2 separate regions of the Homo sapiens genome follow, and region 2 is linked to region 1. Evidence: read pairs that join two places in POLR2A ChIA-PET (ENCODE). Cell type or tissue: CD4-positive, alpha-beta T cell. All regions are shown on one strand. Each heading gives the region's core, and the rest is flanking DNA. Links, peaks and the distances in the headings are about the cores only.

What was found. ChIA-PET counts read pairs that join two places held together with the same protein. Peaks named below come from ENCODE experiments on the same cell type or tissue, not always from the same donor. Only the 100,000 strongest peaks of a DNase experiment are listed, where the experiment ranks them.
Region 2: POLR2A ChIA-PET joins it to region 1 with 5 read pairs; 3 of 35 experiments call an interaction of 5 or more read pairs at or near these places.

What each region holds. Positions count from the first base shown.
Region 1 is chr22:17,115,698-17,118,605 of GRCh38, forward strand. It overlaps TMEM121B (transmembrane protein 121B), which reads right to left. Exons shown (of 1, transcript NM_031890.4): 1 at 600-2,908. Among named protein-coding and RNA genes, the nearest start is that of TMEM121B, 4.2 kb to the right of the region's middle. In CD4-positive, alpha-beta T cell, for the core only: no CTCF peak of the experiment used is centred there; no DNase peak of the experiment used is centred there; H3K4me3 peaks cover 566 bases; H3K27ac peaks cover 2,328 bases.
Region 2 is chr22:17,207,542-17,210,449 of GRCh38, forward strand. It overlaps ADA2 (adenosine deaminase 2), which reads right to left. Exons shown (of 10, transcript NM_001282225.2): 2 at 1,815-2,182. The coding sequence starts at 2,136. Among named protein-coding and RNA genes, the nearest start is that of ADA2, 10 kb to the right of the region's middle. In CD4-positive, alpha-beta T cell, for the core only: no CTCF peak of the experiment used is centred there; no DNase peak of the experiment used is centred there.

The sequences.
Region 1 (2,908 bases), core at 222-2,721:
CTTGTTCTTCTTATTCATACGTAAGAATTTGTGCTTCTGGCTGGGGCAAGAGTGATAGAGGAGGGCACAGTATTTAAAAATTAGTTTCTCAAGATGTTCCCCCTTTGGAAAGCTACTCTTTTAGAAAGAAATGGGAAGCCGGGCGTGGTGGCACACTTCTGTAGTCCCAGCTACTTGGGAGGCTGAGGCAGGAGGATTGTTTGAGCCCAGGAGGTTGAGGCTGCAGTGAACTATGATGGCGCCACTGCACTCCAGCCCAGGTGACAGAGTGAGACCCTGTCTCAAAAACAAAGAAAAAGAAAGAAGGAAGGAAAGAAAAGTGAGAGAGAGCCGAGGGTGATGAGAAAAAATCGTTCTCAGGCTGAGTCCATTAGAGCTGAGCTGGCTGTGCCAACAAAGCATGTCAAGACACTCACCAGCTCCAGGCCACAGCTTCACTGCCTCCCTGAAAAACATGCCAACTGCCTAGAAGGGCCAAGGTGTACCCATAATGTTAACACAAACTTATAAAATAATGGCGAATGTCACAGTGACATTTAAGAATTTTGTAAGGAAACCAGGACAGAAAAGATCTTAAAACAAACCACACAGGAAGCTTGTCACAAGTCTCAAGTTTTTTATTTTCAGAACAGAGTCTGGTTTTATTTTTAAAAAGAGAAGGAAAAAAGTGATAAATGCTAGTGAGGTGCCACTTCCCTCCTTCTTCCAGGCTCTAACCGCCAGCTAGCTCTCTTTCACAAAACCCACGGATGCAGAATCAGGACATGTTAAAATGGAACAGTCTTTAGAGAGGGTCTAGTCTTTTTAAAATAAGTAAGGATTTGGGGACTAACAGAGAGGAAGCCCCTGACTTGCTGAATTGTTAGGAGCAGGCGGTTCTCGAGATTCTGAGCCCAGGATCCTTTTCTGTGAACCATGCACGTGCTGGCACTGGCCTCAGGAGACAGTGCCCTGCCTTGGCTGTCAGGTCCACGGAGAAATCTCAGGTTTGCCCCTTCACTAGGGATGCCCTAGAAAGCAAGGGCAAAGGAAGCTTTAGGGGTCATCGTGACTGGGGCAGGGGAAGTGAGTGCAAGGACTCAAGAAAAACACAGCAGAGGAAGGGACTGACCCTCTGAGCACACAGTGGTTGACCCACATGTGTAAAAGAGGGTGACTGGGGCTGAACTGGGGGCCTGATATCTGCCAGAATTGGCCAAGTTGCCATCAGCTTCTTGACATATCCAGGGAAGTGGCAGCTCATTGGAACTTATCACAGCCTCCCACCAAAAACCTAACAAACAGTACAGAGATTTTACAGTCAGGGAGGCCCAGCAGGAGATGGCCATCCAAACAATAGAAGGGGGGCAGATCAGGGGGCCAGCCAGCGGCTGGCCATGGCTCAGACACAATGTCCTTTCACAGTCACTGAGATTAGGTAGCAGAGAAACACAGCAAAGCTGGAGAGAGGACATGGGAACAGCGAGCAGCTGTTGGTACCCACCCAGGGCCCAGGCCCCAGAACCTTGAGTACAATCAAAGGGAGAGGAGAGGAGTCAGTGGGGGCAGGGGAAGAAGGCAGAAAAAAATACCAATTAAGTGTGAAATCCAGCCAGCTATTGGGCCACATAGGGTGAGGGACTGGAAGCACAGATTGTGCATGGAGTGTAAACATTTTCCCCCGCTGTTCCCTGCTCTGAGAGCATGAGGAGGCTCAAGAGAACTCTGGTCAAGCCTTCTGCCCCTCTTATGTCTGTCTACAAGGGTGTCTTCTGCTCCAAGCCCCCAAAACAGTTGTAAGAGGGGGCTTCAAGTGGGAGGCGGGGGCTTGGCCTGGGTGCTGAGTTAACGGCCAGTGACTTGGCACTTCTGACCCTCCCTGTGCACTCTGCAGCTGTGCCAGGCCCTGCCCCACACCCAGCCCAGGCACCCAAGCCCTCCCTCCGGCCTTCTCTGCTGGGGCTTCACACACCCAGTACAGAGCAGGGAATGTTCTGCAAGTGCAGCCTGGCTGGCTTCTCTCCCAGCCACCTTTACAGGGAGCATCAGGACCAGGGCTTTCAAGAGCCACAAACTCAAAAGAATGTGAGAGCTGAAATTACCTTCAACCTTAGAGATCACTCATCTAACTTCTACTTTTTTAATGTGAGAAAACAGGCCCAGGAAATAAAAATATGTCACTCAAAGCCAATGAGTGACAGAATCAGAACTAGAATCCACATCTTCTGGTAACTCGTCTAGAGTTTGTTACACTACATAAAACTTCCCAAACGTAAGAAGGGAGAAGGGGAAACAAAAATTCTTCAAGTTTCACCCCCACCACATCCTGTTGAGGGTGGAGGGAAGTGAGTATTTCCTGGCCTTGTTAGCTGCTGTCCTCCTGCACCCTTAAAATATGTAAAAATACTTATCCTGCCTCAAAGACTGCAAGAGTGACATTCCACACCGACTGTAAGTGCACAGTCCCCGGATGTCTCTTGTCATCACCCTCAATGAGAGGAAGAGGGAAAGTTCTGCAGCCTGCCTTGGCCCTAGTGAGACTCTTAACCAGACCAGAGGTGGGAGGTCACCACCTCACTTTCTGATCTACACTTCCTAGAGGAAGGACAGGTGGGGAATGGGGCTTCCTACTCCCTTGGGCCCATGGGAGGCCCAACTTCACATCCATCCAGGAAACCCACCAAAGCTATTACTCTAAGCCCAGATCCGACCCAGTCGGCACCAAACCACAGGAAGGATAAGAGTTCTAGGTGCAGAGGGAGGAACAGAGAGAGGCCAAGCCAATGGCTGATACTCCGCAGACCCTGTAATAACACTGGCACCAAACCCCAGCTGGAGCCAGTGGCCATGGCAAATGCAACTTCTGAGTATTTTGTCTTCATTTTTTGCAAGCAGCATCAGTGCATGATGCAACAAAAGTTGAAAGCAC
Region 2 (2,908 bases), core at 114-2,613, 92 kb after region 1:
GTTTCTCGGAACTTGTTTAAGGCTCTAGTTTAAGGATGGGGCTTCCATGTCTCACTAATCAGGAGCCAGGGGTGATCTTGTCCAAGAGGGGCAGCATGGGAGAGTGAGAGGGCATCAGGCTTGGAACCAGAGAACTGAGGTTCAAGTCAGGGCTCCATTGGCTTCTAGCTCTCCAATGGGAGCCCAGGCCTTTCAATGAGGCCACCCAACACTGCATGACGGGATACACTGGGATGAGCCCCAGGGCCACGGTCCTTTTCACACACTTGTCCTCCATCCTCTCATCCTGCCCCTCAACTCCTCTCCCACTGGCTTTTCATCCCCTGCGCTGGGCCTGTGTCTGTACAGCTTCTGGCCTGCAGGCTTTGCCAGTTGAATCCCCATGCTTGTCCTCCCCACCAGACACCAGCTGTGCCCCTTGCTCCCCTAGGCACAGTGCATGCTGTCCCTCTGCGCTTCTTGTGCCCATCCAGCCCCTGGCCCTGACACGAGCCCCCAGACACCCTCTTATGCCTCCCAGCAACTGGGGATGCTACTTTACTGACCTCACGATTATTATTATTTTTTAAATCTCTATTTATAACATTAAAAGAAAAAAAAACAGCTGGGCACAGTGGCTCACTCCTGTAACCCCAGCACTTTGGGAGGCCGAGGCAGGCAGATCACGAGGTCAGGAGTTCGAGACCAGCCTGACTAACATGGTGAAACCCCATCTCTACTAAAAATACAAAAATTAGCCAGGCATGGTGGCATGTGCCTGTAATCCCAGCTACTCGGGAGGCTGAGGCAGGAGAATTGCTTGAACCTGGAAGAAGGATGTTGCAGTGAGCTGAGATCACGCCACCGCACTCCAGCCTGGGCGACAGAACAAGACTCCGTCTCAAAAAAAAAAAGAAAAAAAAAGAAAAAAAAAAAACAGGTGTTAAGTCTTTGTAAACTGCAAGCTGCTATTATTTTTACATTTTAAATTAACATTTTTGGCCAGGTGCAGTGGCTCACACCTGTAATCCCAGCACTTTGGGAGGCCGAGGAGTGTGGATTGCCTGAGCTCAGGTGTTCGAGATCAGCCTGGCCAACATGGTGAAACCCCGTCTCTACTAAAAGTACAAAAATTATCCAGGTGTGGTGGTTCATGCATGTAATCCCAGCTACTCAGGAGGCTGAGGCAGGAGAATCACTTGAACCTGGGAGGCAGAGGTTGCAGTGAGCCAAGATCACACCAGTGCACTTCAGCCTGGGCAACAGAGTGAGACTCTGTCTCAAAAAAAATTTTTTTTAATAAAAAAAAAAATTAACATTTTTTGGGGAACAGGGTCTTGCTCTGTCGCCCAGGCTGGAGTGCAGAGGTGCCATCATAGCTCCCTGCAAACTCCACCTCCTGGGCTCAAGCGATACTCTCCACTCAGCCTCCAGAGTAGCTCGGATTACAGGTGCACCACCACCCCTGGCTATTTATATGTGCGGGATGCTAATTATTTCATGTTTCATGGAGGTGTGTTTATACTACTCCAGGATGCTATATCACATTGTATCCTATGTGGTAGCTTAGCCCCTGGGAAAACTAAAAAGGGAATAGCAAAGTCTCAGGGCTGGATGCTTTTCCAATCCTGACTGTCTGCGAGTCCCCCAGGAAGCAGGGGTTTTGGTTTTCAACACCCTTTTCCTAGTCTACCCATAAGGACAGAGGAGCAGAACAGCTGAGTGAGGCTTTCTCTGCTCCATCTAGAATAGCAACAGCCACAAGCACAGTAATAGCCCCAAGATGAGTCCCTCTACCTTCCCAGCACCCCAAGCCACCCCTTTCCAAACCTTACCTTTTGGCATCATCCTTAGAATATTAAACACTTGACTTCTCTCAATGAGATGCTTGGCCTGGAAAAAGTGCATGCTGGGTGGGAATATCAGGGTCCTCATGGCCTCCTTCATCTCAGCGATTTTGAGCGTCATGAGCCTCTCATTGGCCAGCTCCTCCTTGGTGTTCAGCACCAGCCGCCCCCCCAGCCGCATCATCTTTTCTTTCAACAACAGATGCGCCCGTGTTTCATCTATGGATAGAGCTGAGCCGAAGAAAGACATTGCCACAGCCAACAGCAAGAAGCACAGGGCTGGCCGCTCAGATGGGCCATCCACCAACATCGGGATGCCTGGACTAGGAAAGGGCTCAGATGGAGACTCCACGGGACTGCAAAGGAGAGTGGGGGAGTGAAAACCTACAGATTTAAGGGTGGAACTCTGATCTTCCTTTTCTCGCCCTGCTCTCAGATTACCAGAAGGCAAGATATTGAAGGATTCTTCTTCCAGACCCCAGAGAAAAGACCTACAGGTACAGACAGGTAGGGGTTTCCCAATTTTTTTTTTTTTTTTTTTGAGACGGAGTCTCGCTCTGCTGCCCAGGCTGGAGCACGGTGGTGCAATCTCGGCTCACTGCGAGCTCCGCCTCCTGGGTTCACACCATTCTCCTGCCTCAGCCTCCCGAGTAGCTGGGACTACAGGTGCCCGCCACCATGCCCGGCTAATTTTTTGTATTTTTAGTAGAGACGGGGTTTCACTGTGTTAGACAGGATGGTCACGATCTCCTGACCTCGTGATCTGCCCGCCTGGGCCTCCCAAAGTGCTGGGATTACAGGCGTGAGCCACTGCACCACCTGGCATTTTTTTTTTTTTTTGAGATGGAGTTTCACTCTTGTTGCCTAGGCTGGAGTGTAATGGTGTGATCTCGGCTCACTGCAACCTCCGCCTCCCGGGTTCAAGTGCTTCTCCTGCCTCAGCCTCCCAAATAGCTGGGATTACAGGCATGCATCACCACGCCCGGCTAATTTTGTATTTTTAGTAGAGACGGGGTTTCTCCATGTTGGTCAGGCTGGTCTCGAACTCCTGACCTCAGGTGATCCGCCAGCCTCAGTCTCCC